4 separate regions of the Homo sapiens genome follow, and all the other regions are linked to region 1. A link is a loop called in an ENCODE intact Hi-C map of the cell type or tissue named here. Cell type or tissue: endothelial cell of umbilical vein. All regions are shown on one strand. Region 1 overlaps AGPS (alkylglycerone phosphate synthase). Region 2 overlaps NFE2L2 (NFE2 like bZIP transcription factor 2). Region 3 overlaps LOC100130691 (Putative uncharacterized protein FLJ44553). Region 4 holds the start of LOC105373762 (a long non-coding RNA gene).

The links. A loop is a pair of places that touch in the nucleus more often than their neighbours do. Peaks named below come from ENCODE experiments on the same cell type or tissue, not always from the same donor. Only the 100,000 strongest peaks of a DNase experiment are listed, where the experiment ranks them.
Region 2: a loop joins it to region 1, with 3 times the contacts of the local background. A loop is called at or near these places in 4 of 110 quality-filtered maps.
Region 3: it touches region 1 in a loop (7-fold over the local background); 12 of 110 quality-filtered maps call a loop at or near these places.
Region 4: a loop joins it to region 1, with 7 times the contacts of the local background. A loop is called at or near these places in 2 of 110 quality-filtered maps.

Annotation. Positions count from the first base shown.
Region 1 is chr2:177,393,881-177,398,880 of GRCh38, reverse strand. All of the region lies in intron 1 of AGPS (alkylglycerone phosphate synthase), which reads right to left. Among named protein-coding and RNA genes, the nearest start is that of AGPS, 3.6 kb to the right of the region's middle. RefSeq lists silencers at 1,926-2,220, 4,386-4,680 and an enhancer at 1,859-2,359. In endothelial cell of umbilical vein, no CTCF peak of the experiment used is centred here; DNase peaks (open chromatin) are centred at 1,240 and 2,060; H3K27ac peaks cover 4,225 bases.
Region 2 is chr2:177,240,035-177,245,034 of GRCh38, reverse strand. The region is part of intron 1 of NFE2L2 (NFE2 like bZIP transcription factor 2); the gene reads left to right. Among named protein-coding and RNA genes, the nearest start is that of MIR3128, 13 kb to the left of the region's middle. In endothelial cell of umbilical vein, no CTCF peak of the experiment used is centred here; DNase peaks (open chromatin) are centred at 2,414, 2,874 and 4,914; H3K27ac peaks cover 4,683 bases.
Region 3 is chr2:177,336,293-177,341,292 of GRCh38, reverse strand. LOC100130691 (Putative uncharacterized protein FLJ44553) reads left to right here. Exons shown (of 9, transcript NR_026966.1): 2 at 2,594-2,695. Among named protein-coding and RNA genes, the nearest start is that of MIR6512, 25 kb to the right of the region's middle. RefSeq lists an enhancer at 2,088-3,287. In endothelial cell of umbilical vein, no CTCF peak of the experiment used is centred here; a DNase peak (open chromatin) is centred at 2,992; H3K27ac peaks cover 1,732 bases.
Region 4 is chr2:177,472,249-177,477,248 of GRCh38, reverse strand. The region is part of intron 10 of AGPS (alkylglycerone phosphate synthase); the gene reads right to left. It overlaps LOC105373762 (a long non-coding RNA gene), which reads left to right and starts at 855. Exons shown (of 3, transcript XR_923624.3): 1 at 855-942; 2 at 2,181-2,248; 3 at 4,018-4,085. RefSeq lists an enhancer at 2,014-3,213. In endothelial cell of umbilical vein, no CTCF peak of the experiment used is centred here; a DNase peak (open chromatin) is centred at 2,138; H3K27ac peaks cover 922 bases.

The DNA.
Region 1 (5,000 bases):
GGGTCTTCCACATTCTTCCTAATTCCCTTTCATTCCAAACACTGTCTTCTTCCACAAGTCAAATGGCAAAATGCACTCACAAAAGTAAACTGGCTGGTCTACCTTTTTAAACCACCCATTACATTTTCTTATTATGAATTTCATTTTGACAGAATGATGTTTTATAATTTATTAAGTACAACATAAACTAATGCCTTCTTAACTATATGACAAAGTATTTGATCATGATCTATTTAATCACAAAAACTTTGAAACTTAGCATGACAAAGACAGCAACTTGATGAATAGTAAGTAGATATCTCCCCGGGAACATCAGATGTGGTAATCCAGCATAGAGGAAAGAATATGGACTCTGGAGCAAGAACAGAGTTGAAATGCCATCTCTTTCATTTCACAAATGCAAGGCCTTAGATAAATTAACTTCTCTAAGCCTCTAGTTCCTCAACTGTAATGTACATATAGTATCACTCATTTTTCAGAGCTGTTGTGTGAGATTTAAATGACATAATGTACATAAGCTTTAGCATGGTTCCTGTCATATTAGGACTTAGTCAATTAAAACTCCTATTACTACTATCACTAGAATTCCTAGCTAGGAACTCAAAATAGGGTAAATATTTCATTCAACATAACTACCAAAATAAGCTCGAATTTTGCCAAACGATGTTAAGTTTTAAGCCAGGTCACTTGTGCAAATAACCTTTGCTCTGTATCAGCTCTTACAGGCTTCAGGATACCCTCTTGGGAAATATTTACAAGAGGTTAACTCAGCTGTATTCCTTCTGGAAAATATCTACCAAAGCTTCCGGCAGATGTTAAATAATACTTTTTTGTTTTGTTTTGTTTTTTGAGACACAGTCTCGCCCTGTCGTCCAGCCTGGAGTACAATGACGCAATCTCAGCTCACTGCAACCTCTGCCTCCCAGGCTCAAAGCAATCCTCCCGCCTCAGCCTCCCCAGTAGCTGAAACCACAGGCCTGTGCCACCACACCAGGCTAACTTTCTTTGTATTTTTGTAGAGATGGGGTCTCACCATCTTACCCAGGCTGGTCTTGAATTCCTGGGCTCAAGTGATTTGCCTGCCTTGGCCTCCCAAAGTGCTGGGATTATGGGGTGTGAGTCACCATGCCCGACGTTAATATACTGCTTTTTATTAAAATGGCATTTGTAAGTGACATTATAAGCAAGTAGACTAAACAATTAGTGGCGTTCTTAATCATTCTTTTGACCTGAACATTTATAACCTCCGTAAAAACTGCCATTGAGCAGTTCTGACTAATGCAAACCACAATGAGGTTGGAGCCAAAGTTATAACTGGGAAAGAGGTTAGCAGTGTGGAAGAATGAAAGTTAACATGGTATTTTTTCTTCTCTTTTTCGTAAGACCACAAGAGCCTTAAAAAAAAAAAAAACTGAAAAAAATCCAAAACCAAGACGTAAAAGTGTCACATATGTAATTGACATTTACTATGATTTTTAAGGATCTAAAATTGCACTTAGAAGCAAAGTCAAAAGAAAAACTGTACATGGGTAACATGCACTTAAGGAAAAAGGGAGGATCCAAGAGTAAACTGTCACTTCAATACTCTGCTCAGCAACTTCAAATAATGAGAACATATGTTCCGGGATAGAAGTAATTGGAGCCGGCCAGACGTGGTGGCTCATGCCTGTAATCCTAGCACTTTGAGAGTCTGAGGTGGGTGGATCACTAGGTCAGGGGTTCGAGACCAGCCTGGCCAAGATGGTGAAACCCCATCTCTACTAAAAATACAAAACTTAGCTGGGCACAGTGGCAGGCTCTGTAATCCCAGCTACTCCGGAGGCTGAGGCAGGAGAATCGCTTGAACCCGGGAGGCAGGAAGTTGCAGTGAGCTGAGATCGCGCCACTTCACTCTAGCCTGGGAGACAGAGCAAGACTCCATAGCAAAAAAAAAAAAAAGAAAAGAAAAAGAAGTAATTGGTGCCAACTTCATAGGAGACCATGTGATAAGTAAACAGCAGGTTTTGTTTGGTCAGCCCTCTGAAATGTCCACATTCCTCTGGACTGTGTCATCCCTTTTCTATTGTCATTCAGTCTCCAAACTCCTGTGGCATTAATTTAGTTACATAGTTTTAAAGTGTGATTAAACTTTAATGGTGTCACCTAATGAACTTCTAAAACTCTCACACACATCATTTCCTCCCTATTCTCATTGCCATCATCTTAGTTTAATTCTTCATTATTTCTCGCCTATTGTGTTACAACAGCCTCCTCTAACTGATCTCCTCTAACTGATCTATGTCCATCCTTACCGTTCTCCAATCCATTCTTAACACTGTAGCTGGAGTGACTTCTCTCAAACCCAAACCCAATCTGATCATGTCTCTTCCCAGCTTAATTCCTTCAAGGGTTCTCTATCACCAAGCCCCTTCAGCTGCTTCATTTTTCTTTATATTTATCACTACCTGACATACTATATTAGTTGTTTGTTCACTGTCTCCACTCCAGCTAGAATATAAGTTCCATAGGGCAGAGTTTTTGTTCACTGCTATATTTTATAAGCATGAATGAATGCATGAACGAATGGACTGATAACCCACAAGCCAAAGACCTCCATGACCTGCCACTGCCCTCCTTTCATTTTATTCTCACCTCTACCAATACTAAATCACCTAGTTATGTAAATACGATATGCACTTTCATGGCCCCTTGCTTTGTCATATGCTGTTCCCTTTGCCTGGAATATAAACTCTCAAAATACCATCCACATTTTAAAATCTTCTCCAGAAAGCTTCCTCTGACCACCCCCACCCTCCCACCCCCATATAGAGTAAGTCAGTCTTTCCTTTGTGCTACATTTGTACCTGTATCTACAGTGGCTCTAATCAAACTGCACTGTGTCTCTCACTTCCTAGATTGTGAACTCTTTGAGGCTGAAGACTACTTATTCATCTCTTTACCTCCAATGCCTAGGACAGGACCTTCATAAAGCAACTACTCTATAAATGTTGAAACATATGCATGACTATTCTGTAACAGGAATGAAAATATGGCATTTCAAGAAGTCACTACTCCAGGCCATGTGATATAACCAACCATGTGATAAAACAACCATGTGATAAAACAATTACAAGCAATGTTATCATCCAAAGTAATAAAAGGGAAGGAATAATACACAAATCACAAAATTATTCCAAAATAATTGACATATAGGCATACTCACACCTTATTAGATATATACTGTGGTTCCTTCTTCCTCTATCATTTATCTTCCCTTTAGGCTGGATTCTGTAGCTGGCAACTGCAGGCCCAGCTAAGTAGGAAGTAGAAGGGAGACTTGGGTTCCTCATGATTATCTATCAAGTATATCACCCTCTGTGGAAGCTTTTGATGTGTCATCTAATACAAGTTTCTGTGTTCCCTCATATTTTGATGAAAATCTCAAAGTACCAGTACAGGACTAGATTTTACCACTAGTCGTCTAACCCCGAACCAAAGACCAGGGCTTCCCACCAGCTGTAACCTATGCAACAAATGGGTTACAGTCGTGCCTGAACTATCGATGCCTTCAGTCCTTGGAGCAGCCACACAGGGCATCCCTGACCAGTCACCTTCAACCATCATCTTGGTGTGCCTTACAAACGTTACTATTTTTTCTCTGAATGCTGTAAACCAAGCCATTAAATCTAACCATAAGGAAAACCTGCCCTCCTTACTTGGTTCTAAGAGTGTGAATCTACATAAAATGTACAATCACATATATGCATACAAATGAGAACACATAAATGTACATGAAACCATTTAGAAAATTTTAAACCTAATGACAGCTATTAATAATATAACCTCAATTGAAGCCAGGAGACGAGATGAAATCCTTTATTCCTCCCCTCCCCACCACTCAGTAACCAAGTTATGGAAAATTTACCTCCTAGCATTTTCTCAATTAAGTTGCCTACTCCCAATAATATGCCTTAGTTCAGAATCCCAGCATTTCTCCCTGGAATAATAGTCTCCTAGTCTCTCTGCCTTTAGACACTGTGAAAATTGCAGCTACCATTCTTTGAAAGGTTATGTAACAGGCATTGCACTAAACACTTGATCATTTAACTCTATTTTTTTCAATTCTCACAGCAACACTGCAAAACAGGATTACTGTTCCCGTTTTTACAAATGACGGTGACTGAAACTCTCAGAGGTTAAGTGATTTGCCCAAGATCATAGAGCTGTAACGGTGTAGTGGAAATTGAAATCCAGGTCTATGTTCCCAGCCATTATACTGCCAAAATGCTCAACTGTCTTCAATTTGCTCCCAGTGTGACCTTTATCAAAGGTAAATCTAATCATGTATTGCCCCACGTAAAATCCTGTAAACAAGATTCACCTCTCCAGTCTTCGTCCCCTGTCATTCTCACCCTCTCCTACTACACTTGAGTCTCAGCAGTTCCCTAATTTGTCTCTCACTTCTTTACCTGTGAACATACTGTTTGTATGCCAAGAACAATTTCCCCCTTTGGCAAACTATTAGTAATGCAAACATCCAAAATTTACTCAGACAATCTTTACTTTGGAACATCTTTGCACTAACAAACACAAACCCAAAACTGGGTTAAATGACCAGGTGGTATAGTTCCCAGTTAAGTTTCTTATAACGCTGTATTATAATTTTACCTACTAAGCTATTCCTTCCTTAAGAGTAAATACCGTATTTTTAAATTTCTGTATTGCTGGTACAGTGTGTATTTTGTAAAGACTCATGTATGTTGAATTAATTCATCAGAAGCAAGTATAGCTTAGGAACTTGGCCATGAAGTCAATTTGATGTGCTTTCAAATTCTAACCTGTCACACAGCATATCTGCTAAGACTCCAGCAGACTTAATTTATTCATCTGTAAAATGGGAGAAAACCGCACATACCTCATAGCTTGGGAAGAAACAAAGGATTTAGCACACTTTGGCACACTTAAAAGTACACTTTAAACATTAGCTACTTATTTTTTTCACTCTCGGTTTATCCATTTAT
Region 2 (5,000 bases), 150 kb after region 1:
GTATTTACTTTTTTTTTTTTTTTTTTTTTTTTGAGACAGAGTCTCACTCTGTCCTTCTGGCTGGAGTGCAGTGGCACGATCTTGGGTTACTGCAATCTCCACCTCCCAGGTTCACGCCATTCTCCTGCCTCAGCCTCCCAAGTAGCTGGGACACAGGCGCCCACCACCACGCCCAGCTAATTTTTTGTGTTTTTAGTAGAGATGGGGTTTCACCGTTAGCCAGGATGGTCTCCATCTCCTGACCTCGTGATCCGCCCGCCTCGGCCTCCCAAAGTGCTGGGATTACAGGCGTGTGCCACCGCACCCAGCCGAGATTATTTACTTCTTGTGTGTTCTTGCCATCTCCATAGCCTCCTTTGCTTTCAAATGCCCACTTGGGCTGGGCCTTTGGAAAATAGATTTAACCCTTGTTTATTGGAAGGATATTCACACAGTAGGCCAGTTATACACTTTGTGGCAGTCGTTACCTCTTCTGTGAGGTCTTTCTGTGCAGATTTAGTGGCACCTCCTCCATGCTGCCTGGGCTTCTACTTGCTTCTCATCACTTTGTCTCATAACTCAGATCAGAGACTGTGTCTTACTCATCTTTGTATCCCTGGCATCTGAGGGGGTGGTATCTGATGGGTAGATGGATTAGTGATCCACTTAGGGTATTTACACTAATCTTGTTGATCTTGACTACTACCTTTATAACCACCACCATTCTACAAGTTTTAACTTTTTTTTTTTTTTGAGACAGAGTTTTGCTCTTGTCACCCAGGCTGGAGTGCAATGGCGCGATCTTGGCTCACTGCAACCTCTGCCTCCCCGGGTTCAAGCGATTCTCCTGCCTCAGCCTCCCGAGTAGCTGGGACTACAGGCACCCGCCACCATGCCTGGCTAATTTTTTTGTATTTTTAGTAGAGACGGGGTTTCACCGTGTTAGCCAGGATGGTCTCAATCTCCTGATCCTGTGATCCACCTACCTCAGCCTCCTAAAGTGCTGGGATTACAGGCGTGAGCCACCGCACCCAGCAAGGATCTTTTTTTTTTTTTTTAAAGCTAAGTGTTTTATACATATAATAATATTGTTAATAAAATGTATCTAAAATTCATACCACCAGCACACAAGGTCTCCGGCTAGCAGCAGTAAATGGCATTTAGTACTTACTTAGCCCCCAAGCCTGGATGACTGACTATACTGACTTATTATTACTTTTAGCTATTTGTAGGTAGTTACATCTGAAAATTGACCAGGCACAGTGGTTCATGCCTGTAATCTCAGCACTTTGGGAGACCAAGGCAGGAGGATCAGTTGGGGCCAAGAATTTGAGACCAGCATGAGTAACATAGCAAGAACCATCTCTACAAAAAATAAAAATTAACCAGGCATGGTGATGCATGCTACTTGGGAGGCCAAGGTGGGAGGATCACTTGAGCCTGGGAATTAGAAGCTGCAGTGAGCTAGGAAGGTGCCACTGCACTCCAGCCTGGGCAACAGAGCAAGACTCTTAATCTCTTTTAAAAAAAAAATCTGAAAAGGACCCCAAGGATTGAACTTTATCTTTACATTTATCTTTACAAATCCAGGATCAAAAGAGAGGGTAAAGGATCACTTGGGGAGTTTAGAAGTGGCAGAAGTATCTGTAGAAGCCTTACGGTGTGAATGTGCTGGATTGTGTGTGCCCACCCTCATGGGGGACTTCCTTGGAGGATGAGGGTACACCAGCATGGGCAGCAAAGCTGTTTGACCTCAAGGTGGAGATCTGAGCCACCTGGTCAGTCCATGCCCAGTTAATTTCTATGGAGGTTTGGTAAAGTAGGTTAGGGAGTTGGATCCAATGTTCCTGAAGTTTCTGTTGGTAATATGGCAGGGGTCGGGTCGGGTGTGGGGAGGGTTGGATCATTCTAAGGGCAGTACAAGACCTAATCCCAAAGGTGAGAAGTTCCTCTCTGTGGAGGACAGCATTTAGAACTCAATACATACATGGCTTGTTCAAAAATGGGGAAGAGATTAGAAAAATTTATCCTAATGTTTGCTTGTCAAACCAAGCCATTCTCTCAGCAAAGTAGTGAAACCCTTACATAAGTCCTTTGAAGCCTAGCAGCAGTATCCTACTCAAACACAAACCACCAAAAAAAAAACAAAAAAAAAACAAAACCTCCTTGGGGACTCAGATGTGAACCTCTCATGGAAAATTCAGTACCATGTGCTTTTTGTAGCAGGTAGGATCACCTGCTGTTTTGGAAATTAACTTTTTTTCTGACATCTTTTTGACCGAACTCTGCATGTGCCTCTTGAGAAAATAATCCAAATTCTTGCTTTCTTCACTTTCCAGTTTTGCTTTATCTTTGCATCATGCTCTGCAGTTTACAGACAAGCATAATGGGTGAGAGTTCCAGTAAATTGGCTGGATCATATTTCTTAGATTGAGTCATGACTGAGGAACTTGTTTGGGAACAGGAAGCAGCCCATGAAAATGGCTGCACATAGTAACCTGCCAGATTGAAGAAACCGGACCACTTTCTAGTGGAAAGATAAAAGGGCAGAAAAATGGTTCTATAACTCAGGGAATGGTAAATTTGTGAACTAGGGTTTTAACTTGTTGAATAATACGTCTTTGTGTGTATTTGGGCTTTTTTATGCTGTTAAAAGTCTCTAGTTATTCAAGATAAGGGAAAGGAAAACTTGGATTCGTGGTAACTGTTGCTACCTCTTAAATGTCTCTGCTGATGTATACAACATGTTGCTAGGCCAGTTATTTTTTTTAAGGCACTGTAGTTACATAGAAATAAACCTGGCAACATTTACACTTGGCCTCGATAGGCTGTAAGGCCCCTTTTGTCTCCAGTATTCTGTGTTTCTGTATTTTAATCACCTACTTTACACTTACTGTAGCAACACAATCAAGATAGCAAATCAGTCTAATAAAACCAAAAGTACTGGAATGTGGGAAATAGAAAGAATGACCTAGAATTCTTGCTGAGAAAACAATTGGTATTGCTATATTCTTGTAATGCAGTGTGAGAGAAGCCAGAGAAGTAAATAGGCAGATACATATCTATGAAATGTAATTAGTCATCAGCAAGATGTATTTTAAAAACACATCTGCTTGGTGTCATTTTGCTTTATCTAATAAGGATTACGACTGCAAGGCAGAGATTTGTAAATGAAGGAGATCTCTGTTGTTTTTGTTTTGTTTTTGCTTTTGTTTTGTTTTAAGACAGGGCTGGAGGGCAGTACATGATCATGGCTCACTGCAACCTTCATCTCCTGGGCTCAAGTGATCCTCCCACATCAGTTTCCCAAGTAGCTGGGACTACAGCAGTGTCTCACCATGTCTGGCTAATTTTTAAATTTTTTTGTAGAGTTGAGGCCTGTGTTGCCCAGGCTGGTCTCAAACTCCTGGGCTCAAGTGATTCTCACACCTCAGCCTCCCAAAGAGCTGGGATTACAGGTGTGAGCCACCGTGCCTGGCTGTTATTTTATCAATTCCTCAAAATTCAAGCATGCCCTCAAATATTTTTGCAGCCTCATATAGCTCTTAATTTGGTTTATATTCATCCAGATGGTAGGATATGATTCATGTTCCACCTGGTTTTCTTCAGAAATACTTAGACAGTGTCTATGGAAAAAAACATTGAACCAGATTTAGCTTTTAGGTAAATAATATAATCACCTGGGAATAATATGAAGAATGAAATGAAAGAAAGAAAAATATAATCAAGTGTAACTTAGACTCTGAATGCTGGTAACTAAGATTTGGATGAAGGAAGGATCTCAGGGGAATAACATTAAAATAAGATTTTTTTTAAATGGAAATACATGATTTTAAGAAGGAATAACTTAAGACATTCCAACTTTATACTACATGAAAGTAAAAAGATCAAGGATCAGTTTTCTCTTTGGAGCAAGGCTCAGTTTCGCTTTCTGTTGAGAGTTAGTAGTGTGTATAATTAATTTTTTTTAACAGTTTATTGATGAAATTTATTTTTAGAAGGAAATCTCCCACCACCTTCCTGTCATTCTCAGGGCAAGATAGAGGGTAGGAGAGGGAAGGGAGACTCGGGGGAATGGGAGGTGCAAGCCTTAATTAGACATTTGAGTGTCTAAAAGATTACTTTTCATTTCAAATACTTTGTCTCAGTTTACTGAATAGCTTTAATTTAGGACAGGGATTGTATTATCTTTGCTTTATCTTTTCCAATATTTTGGATCATCTAAGCATGATAGATGCTGGTTTATTCAAGGCACTAAAATTGACTTGCAAAAGACATATTTAATATGGATTCTGTGTTCAAGTCCTTTCTTCTTTGTTTATCCTGGTACAAAGATGTTTGTTTTAAAGTGGTATGAGTTAATTGTCCAACTTCAGATTTCCCTAAAATGTGTAACAGATTACCCAGTTGGCAAATGATGATATATATTTTTTAAACATGAATATTTCTGTTAGGCCAGATGGTGATTTAACATGAATTGTCCAACATTTGTGTTTCTTATCAAATTGTCTTCTTTTGTCTAAGCCAAGCTAGCAACATAATTTGGAACACACTCAGGAATCACTAAAGGACAAGAGCAAAAAAAATTCAGACACCAAGTGGCAGACGGCATTTGCTCCATATGCCATGCAAAGGCTCCTGGCCAGTGCTCGCATGGCCCTTGGGAAGCTTTCTCACCCGTTGTAAGAAAGTATCTGTGCAGTGCTGTGCAACCCATCTACCTGCTTTCCTCTCTCTACCCAAACCCTACTTATCTAACACTTTGTACTGTGGCCTTCCTCCATGGGGGACTTGCACTTCCTCAAAGCCCTGGATTTCTGTGCAGAAGAGCAGTTTTAGTTCTTCCTTAGGCACTTCCCTTTCCTCCTGTCCAGTGTCATGTTCTTGTTTGTTATGGGCTCCACCCAGACGATTATTTCCTCTTAGATGATGTGTGAGCCTTGCAGAGAGCTGGGTCATTTGTGGAATAAATCATGTGCCCAGTCACACGGCTCCTTACAGGAAATGGTTGGTGCATATTA
Region 3 (5,000 bases), 58 kb after region 1:
AGCTACAGGAAACACTGGCCAAATTCTGCTTGGTTTGGTTTCCATTCTTTTGCACTGACCAATAAAAATATAAAGCAAGCCACATTTGTGATTTTAAATTTTCTAATAACCATATTTTTTAAAAGTAAAACATGTAAAGTACATTTTAATAGGCTTTTTTAAAAACTTATTTTTAGAGCAGTTTTAGGTTCACAGCAAAATTAAGAGGAACATACAGAGACTTCTCATATACCCCTCGCCCCCACACGTGCATAGCCTACCCCATTATCAATATCTCCCACCAGAGTGGTACATGTTTTATAACTGATGGGCCTACATTGGAACACTCAAATTCTGTAGTTTACTTTAGGGTTCACTCTTGGTGTTGTGCATTCTATGAGTTTGGAGAAATTTGTGACCTATATCCAGCAGTATAGTATCACACAGAGTAGTTTCACTGCCCTAAAAATCCTCTGTGCTCCACCTATTCATCCCTCCCTCCACCCTAACCCCAGGCAACCACTGATCTTTTTACTGTCTCCAGAGTTTTGCCTTCTCCAGAATTTCATATGGGTGGAATCACACAGTATGTACAGCCTTCTCAGATTGGCTTCTTTATGAAATTAATTTTCATACTGTATTTTCTTTAACCAAAATTGTTTAATGTGATTACTTTAACATGTAATCAATATTTAATATTACTAATTAAATACTTTACATTGTCTTTTCATACTAAGTCTTCTAAATATACACCAGATACTTATCTATCTATATATCTCTCTATATATCTAAATATATAGATAGATAGATATGTATCTGGTATATATCTATCTATATATACAAAATCTGGTAAATTTACACCAGATTTTGAAGACTTACAGCATATCTTGATTCAAACTAGCCAGATTTCAACTTGATCACCACATGTGACTAGTGACTACTATATTAGATAGTGCAACCTTAGATATGAGTCACAACTGGAGACATCTTTGAAAGAATTAAGCTGCCTGTCCCTTAATTTAACAATGAATACAATGTCCTTTACACTATTGGCCACTTACAGATGGAAGGCCACTCCAAGTCTAAGGGAGAAAGGTAATATGATGGAAATTACAAATATGCATTCTAATATTTAATCTTTTTTCATTCAAGCATCTATCCTGCCATTCAGTTTTCCATGCTTTGAAGAATGGAAAATGGTGATACTTTTCTGTCATGTTGAGTAATGGATTAGATAATAGGGAAGAGTGGAGTTGCCATTATATTGAATTTATTCTGAATTATAGAAGTCACGTGCTATTTTGGAGAGAGTGCCAGTTTAAGAGGAGGATTTGAGCCTTTATTCTGGTAGACACTATATGGCCTGAGACAGATCAAGTCAATTTTTTGGATATTTTCTTATTCTCTAAAATGAAATTGAACTAGTTCAGTGGCTTTTAAACCATACTCTGGGGAACGTAAGGGTTTATATGGGAAGAGTGAGAGTGAGGAAGGATTTAGGTGGAATTTTTCATGCACACACATACATACACACATACACACACATACACTGGCAGATTCAACCACTGCTGGATCAAGTTCATTGGATGTATATATTAATCTTCAGTGTAAGTTCCAGAGCTAATTAAAATTTTAAACATAATAACTAGATAATTTGATCATATCTACTTTCCTTTTCAATGATAATATCAGGTATAATGTTCACACCTTCTGGCCTATTTCTAGAGGTCCTTTCACGTACTTTTTACTCAGGCTTCCTTGTGACCAATCTTAACCCTTCCAAGTCACTGGTCAAGTTACCAAACTATTAGCCACTGCTAATTCCAGGCAAACTGAACAACGAGATACATATTATTTCAGTTTCTGCCCATTTTGAGGATTGCCCCTTTTTTTCTTTTTCTTTTTCTTTTTTTTATAAATTGAGATGGGGTCTCGCTATTTTGACCAGGCTGGTATCGAACTCCTGGCCTCAAGCAGTCCTCTCATCTTAGCCTCCCAAAGTGCTGGGATTACAGGCATGAACCACCATGCCCGGTCAAGGATTGTCCTTTCCCCTGGTCTTTCTGGGTCTTGGAGTGAGCTATAAATGCTAAAGCAACCCACTTCAAGCCAAGAAAAAAGGATCTGTAAACCAGGATTTTAATTTTTTCCTCTCAAATCAATTGGACATAGTGAATACCCCATGAGACACTCACACGTAAGCTAGAGAGGGACAGCAGTGTGACAGACGTAAGTAGCAGGAGAATACAAGCAACGTGCTCACTAAACTCACTCATCCTCAGGACTATCCAGGCCTGGTGAGTTATGAGCCTGAATTAACACCTGGATCCTGATAGACAATTACGACGCAAAGTCACTTGGTGTCTCAGGGTTAGGTGTTCCACTGGGACCTAGTAGCAAGCCTCTAATATCCAAAGAGGTCCACCAAAATAGTACCTCTTCATATTGGTAAGGAGCTCAGGTACAACAGTTTATCTCTCACTTTAGAATTATAGCCAAACATGTTCTGTATACCACTGGACCCTTGAAAAATTCCCACTCGAGCGCTCATGTATTTTTTTCAAGGTATCCAAGGTATTTATTGCTTTCTACTCTTTTGTCCCCACTTGTATAGGATGAATAATCTGATATCATGTGAAATGAGGAAATAAGAAGCTTTCTGCTGACTTCATTTTGACCCAGGGTCCAAAAGGTGATGTAATCCTGTGGCAAGAAGGTAAAGCTATATTCTTGTCCGTACCAGATGAAAGTGAACTATCTCTGCTTCATCATTCACAACTGTCCTAATAAATGGCCACAAGTCCCTTTGTATTCCAGGAGGTAGACTCAAGTAGGCACTTCCTCGAGGGTACTCAGATTTCCTTTAACTGTGTCTGAGAACGCATTCATATCTGGAAATTGGATACCGTCTCTCTTTTCTAGACATAAAGGTTTTGTTTGTTTGCTTGTTTGCTATACAAATCAAGTAGAACCTTAGTGACTGCTTATTTATTTCAGTCCTGGGGACTCCATGATCAGTTAGTCACCTCCCAAGAATCCATGAGTCAGAGCATTCTAATTTTCACACTGACCTACTAACTTTCAACTTAGCCCCATGCAAATGTGCTACCTAGACCATGTCACTCTGGGATCCTGCCATCCCTCTGAAACTCAGTAAGCCAAATTCAACTGTAGCCTTTTTTCAGCATCATCGCTGGTCTACGTGAAACGTTCTCTAAATCACTTTTATACTGACCCTTCCCTCATAGATTTGTTTCTCAAGGCCTTTGTAAAGAGTGTTTTCTGGACCTTCTTATGATTTTTATTTTAATTAGAGACAGGGTCTCGATATGTTGCCCAGGCTGGCCTCAAACTCCTGGGTGAAGTGATCCTCCCACCTCAGCCTCCCAAGTAGCTGGGACAGGTGTGAGCCACTGCAACTGGCTAGACCCTTTTTTGGAAGACAAAATTGAGGTGGGTGGTTGGGTCAGATATGACAAATCTAATCCAGCATTCCTGTCTCCTAAAATTTAAAATTTTGTTCATTTACATTTTACCTAAGAGATTTGCATCTCAACTTTATTTTGTATGACTCACCCCTCAGTCTAAATGTCAATGAACATTTAGCAGAGCAAACAGAATTATTCCTAGCTTCTCAAACTAGAATAATCCAGAATCTCTTGTAAGCCCTATTAGTAAATTCAACCCAATCTCAAATCATGTCCTCTTCTTCTTCATTCAACATTCTTAAAATCAATTCTAACTCACATCCCACAGATTAATTAGCAAAGTTCTTCAATTTCTTTGGTGCTTGAGATATATCTTACTGAGCTTCACTTTGTAAACTAGCCTCTTGAAGCACAGTAGAATTTTTTTGGGGGTTGGGGCGGGGGACGGAGTCTTGCTCTGTCACCCAGGCTGGAGTACAGTGGCGTGATCTTGGCTCACCACAACCTCCACTTCCTGGGTTCAAGCAATTCTCCTTGCCTCAGCCTCGCGAGTAGCTGGGATTACAGGCACCTGCCATCATCCCTGGCTAATCTTTTGTTATTTTTTTGTAGAGACAGGGTTTCACCATATTGGCCAGGCTGGTCTCAAACTCCTGACCTCAGGTGATCCGCCCACCTCAGCCTCCCAAAGTGCTGGGATTACAGGTGTGAGCCACCGCGCCCAGCGAGTTTGACTCTAATTACAGATCTGGAGATAGTGCAGAGTAAGAGTAGGGTATAAGAGAACCTCCTATAAGGTAACTCCCTCAAACTAGGGAGTTTCAGCCTCTTCAAACAAAGGAGAAATAGCTTTATAATAAAAGCTTCAGCTGCAAAGAAGGCTGAGAGTTTGGGGGCAAGGAATCTCTGCGTTCTTCAAATTCTCCCCTATATAGCATTTTAATTTTAAAGATCTTACTCTTTCGGAATCAGCACTTTAACATATGCTCTTCTAAGACCCCAGGTAAGGAGGTGAATTCGACTGATTTGCAAATCAGCAATCAACAAGAACAAATATTGGTTTATAGCTATCTCCATCCTAGGGCTATAAAAGTTTCTTTTAACAAATTCACAGCTTGGGTTTCAGTTCATGTTTTAAGATGAGAATTTAGAGATTTTCATTTGTTAATGTCTTCAAATGAAGCAGCTAGCCTTAGCACCCAGCTCTTGAATTCCTCATTTCCTTCATACTGTTCTGTGACAACAGCAATTCTCTCCCCCATGGTCTTGTCTTTAATACCCAACTCAATCCTAATGCTCACAGGCATTAATTTCATTAGCTATTTTACTACTATAAGCTGTGGGTTTCCAGAGTCTCATCTTTGAATATTAATTGGTTTTTATTATCTTCAAACACAATGAGTCTGCATACCCAGATTCTCCTGATTTCCCTGAAAGTCTGTTGTGTGTAACCGAATCCCCATTACCAGTTTCTGTACAAGTCAGAATTCCTATTTGCCAGCATTAGTAACCAATTCTAGGTAGATTAAATAGAATGGAATTTACTGAAAGAGTAACAGTATCTATATACAAAGTTATTTGGGAAAGTTAAAA
Region 4 (5,000 bases), 78 kb before region 1:
TTAAGGCAAAAGAAAGCAATAATCACAAACTACAGAAACAAAAAGACATGAGACCCACAGAGGGGGGGAAAATAAGGCAGACATAAATCCGACCATACCAATAATAACATTAAATGTGAATGGACTAAACAACCAAAAGAAAAGACAAAGATAGTGAGACGATTTTTTTAAAAAGATCCAACTATTTGCCATCTACAGAATCTACACTTTAAATTCAGAGATACGACTAGATCGAAAGAAAAAATATATATAATGCAAACAGCAAACACAAGAAAGCTAGAGTGACTACATACTAATATCATACGAAACAGACTGAAACAAAATATTACTAGCTATAAAGAAGAACATTTTATAATGATAAGCCATCAGGAAGACAAAACAACAAATATAAACAGAATGCACCTAATAACAAGGCACAAAAATATATGAAGCAAAAACTGACAGAAATGAAGGGAGAAATAGATAATTCAACAATAACAGTTGGAGACTTCAATGCCTTACTTTCTATAATGGACACAACAACTAGGCACAAGACCAAGAAGGCAATAGGACTTGTACACTATAAACCAATTAGACCTAACAGAATAGAACACTCCACCCAACAACAGAAGAATGTACATTTATTTCAAGTGCTCACAGAACATTCTCCAGGACAGACTACATGCTAGCGAGGTCATAAAATAAACTTGAACAAATTTTCAAAGACTGAAATAATACAAAGTATGTTCTCAAGCCACAATGGAATGAAATAAGAAACTGATAAGAAAGAAATTGGAAAGCTAACTAATATGTGAAAATTAAACAATACACTACTAAATAATCGAGTCAAAGAAGAAATCAACAGGGAAATTGGAAAACAGTTTGAGAAGAATGGAAAGGAAGACACAATATACCAAAACTTATCAGATAAAGTAAAGCAATACCTAGAGAGAAATTGTGATGGTAAATATCTGTACATATTTTTTTAAATCTCAAATAGCCTAACCTTCTACCTTAAGCTACTAGAAAAAGAAGAGCAAACTACATCTAATACAAGCAGACAGAAGGAATTATTAGAGATTAGAGGTGAAATTGATGAGATCAAGGATAGAAAACCAATAAAAAATAATCAATGAAACCAAAAGGTAGTTCTCCAAAAAGATCAATAAAATTAACAAATCTTTAGCTAAAGTGACCGAGAAAAAAAGAGACAGGACACAAATCACTAGAACTGGAAATAAAATAGGGGATATTACTAGTAATCTTACAAAAATAAAAAGGATTATAAAGGAACACTATGAACAACTGTATAGCAATAAATTACATAACTTAGAGAAAATGGGACCGTCATTTACTGCTTGTGGGAATGTAAAATGGTGCAGCCATGCTAGAAAACAGTCTGGCTATTCTTCAAATGGTGAAACATAGGGTTATGACTTATATGGCCAGCAACTCCACTCCTAGGCTATAAACCCCCAAAAATAAAAATATGTCACACAAAAGTTTGTACATAAATGTTTAATGCAGCACAATTCATAACAGCCAAAATGTGGAAACAATCTCAGTAATGAATGGAGTAACAAAATGTAGAATATGCATGCGGTGGAATATTATTCAGTTATAAAAAAAGGAATGAGGTACTGATACACACAACTGTTGAATCTTTAAAATGTGGTAAGTGAAAGAAGCCAGTCATAAGATTACATATTATATAATTCCAAGTCTGTGTAATTTCCAGAACAGGCAAATCTATAGAGATCAAAAGAAGATCAGTAGTTGCTTAGGGCTTGGGGCAGGATTGCTGGGGAGCTGGAAGGAGGAATGGTGATAGCTAAAAGATACAGTTTCTTTCTGAGGTGAATTTCCAAAACTTTGTCAGAAGAGGCAAAGGGTTGACAGGTTACCTATTAGTACTATGCTGTCTTACCCCCTAACACAGAATTATCTACCACACCTACTCTTTCTCACCAAGACAAGTAGTATCACTTTAATTTGCGAATTTCCTTCCACTATACTGACAATATCACTAAGATTATCTGTCATTCTTTCCACTCTTTTCAACACTTTTAGAAATTCCTGGTATCTTGGAATTAACATCTCATGTTCACAGTTAGTTGTTGTTACAAATAAATTGGAAATTTGTCAGGCAGAAATTCCTAAGGCATGAATCATCTCTTCTATTTGCTCTTATCTGTCCATAGACTATGGAAAACTTTAATAACCACTTGATCAAACTCAAAACTCACAAGATTGAAATTCATTAAAGAAGGTGAGTATAAACCCTGACTTTAACCAGGAAAACATTTCTATTCAGAACCAAACTCCAAGTTCTAAGCTTTTGGTGAAATATTTCCTAAGTTCTAAGAAATGAAGACATTTGAGAATATTTATTTGAATCACAGCATTGTAATCTAAATATAAGCCAAAGACAAAATTGGACACCACTTAAATGCCAACCAACAGGGGTTTGGTTAAATACATCAGGGTATATTCAATGAATGGAATATCATGCAGCTGTCAGAAAGAATGAACTGGCTCTAAATGTGATGAGCAAAGAATAGTAAGCTCCCATTTGTTTTTTAAAAAATATATACATAGATGGTTATGGTAGATACAGGAGGCAGATAAGGGAGGGTCCCAGAGAATCTCTAACCCGCTCCACAAGTGTTTACATCAGATGCTTTTGTGCAGATGAGGGAACCTAACCAAGGCCTTGTCTGGGCATGCCCACAGCAGACTGGGGGCCCGCCTGTGCACTGGAAGAGTGGGGTACAGTCACCAGGAATGTGTGTCTTGTGCAGGGGGAAGAAGCCTGGGCTCTTCAGCTTGTGCATGTGGTGGCCTGGTATTCAATCTGTGAGGTGGGAGCCTGTTGGCAGAACCCCTTTTTTTGCTGAGAGCTTTCTTTTAATAACTTCCGCCCTCCTCACCTTTCAACGTGTCTGCATGGCTAATTTTTTCCTAGTCATACAACAAGATTTTAGCTGAGCTAAGGAACAAAAATCCTGCATCAGTTATATGTAGCAATAGTGTTGCCTTTGGACAGGGAAGATGCCTGTAAGACAGGGATAGGAGGCAAATTTTTCCCTATAACATTCTTGAGTAACTTTTGAATTTCCCATGTTTCTACATATCCAAATTTTATAAATGTACAAGTTATTACTTATTCAAAAAGTTTATTCTTAAATGTATATACTGTTACATTAACAAACTTTCTTTAAAATTCTCATTCTACATCAAAATTCTAAGGTACTAGTAAGAAGGCATCATGACTTAAATTTCTGTATATTGCTTCATATATATACTGCAGGCAATCTAAAGTAGTGAAACTCACCATAAATTTATAAATGAGACTTTTAAAAATTAGTAGTATAAAACGAGGCATTGCATTACTGCAAGGTTAATGAAATGACCAAGGTGAGTCTGTGCAACAAGCCAGCTAGGAATTCTGCATGGTCCCAGTGTAAGATAAAAATCCATCCAGGTCCCAAATGCAGTTTGACAGGGGCAGCTTCCATTCTGACTTAAGTTCAAACTCAGCTAATCACAAATGGATATTCCAAATTCACTGCATCAAAAGGCCCATTTATGTAGAGTTTTAATGTATTTATTGATTCTTTTTTTCTGGGAATATTATGTCAACAGAGTGATATAAAACTACTTAAATTATTTATTACTTAATTATATGTATGTTATGCCAGTACTTTATATTCACTTTGTATAATTGTTTCCAAATAACTCCATGGCAATGTGACATCAGAGAGGCTTGTATGTCATTCACTTTCCATTCTGCTTAAAAAAAAATAGTGTCAATAAACTTCAGAATTTTCTGTTTCATAATTTTCAAATATGTTTGTTCTCAAAGAAAACTGAAGGCTTCAAATGCTGTTTGATATAAAATGCAAGTATTTGCTTGAAGTGACTCTCATAATTTGAAAATATATTCTCAGGACTTAAGGATTAAGCACAGCAGGCATTTGATTATGAATCTTTTCTCTCCCTCTATTTTCTTCAACTCCCCAAAATATAATCAACAAGGAAAACAAAGCCACACAGGACCTAGATCTTCAGCATACAAGGAAACAAAAAACACTGCAACTTTCAAATTACCTCTAAGTAGAGATAAAAAGAAAAAATTCCAACAGATTTCCTGTAGCCTTCCAGCTGCTATAAGCTTATAAGTATGAAAAGTAAATAAAAGGAGTCTTATTAAAAGACTACACACAAAAAGTAGAGAGTAACAGAGGAACTAGAGGAAGTACAGCCAAAATTACTCCCAGAAAACAAAAGTGCAATAATAATGCCAAAATATTATACAGGACTTGGTAGTCCATAGCCCTGGCTATGGGAAGAAGTTTGAAAATGGAAGGAACCAGAAATGGCTGCCTTGGAGAAGCAAGATGTGTACACGTGTACACACGTAAAAGTATGTGGACTCCTTGCAGACAAGCCAGTAAAGAGAAAGAATAAAATAATAAAGAGAAATTAAAGACCCTATAGAAATGAAAGAGAAACAAGACATGCCAATTCTTCCTTCACTAAAAACACCACCATTTATAAACAAATAGCATAGCAGAGGGTAGAAGTGTCAGGAAAGAACACTCTCAAAATAGGAGCCCTTTCCAAGTAACAAATAGGACTAGAAAAAGGCATATCAGATCTGTAAACAAAACAACTACAAAAGTCAGAAAACGCCAATAAAAACATTACTATTGGTGAAAAGTCTCCACCCTAAAACCAGCCACGATCCTGAAGAAAGCTGTAACACAACATGAATTAAATATCATCAATCAAGCAACAGGGATATGAAAAAATACCTTGAATCAGAAATACAAACAAACAAAAACCAACAACAAGAAATGAAACAAGAGCTGACTAACCTGAGGAAAGAAACAGAACCAAAAAAAGGCACGTAAAAAGTAAAGGCTATGTTATAAACTACCCAAAGGAGAATACAAAATAGATTCAAATTAAAACTTAATACAGGGCATTGAAAAAAAAAACCAGAAAAATAATCAAGA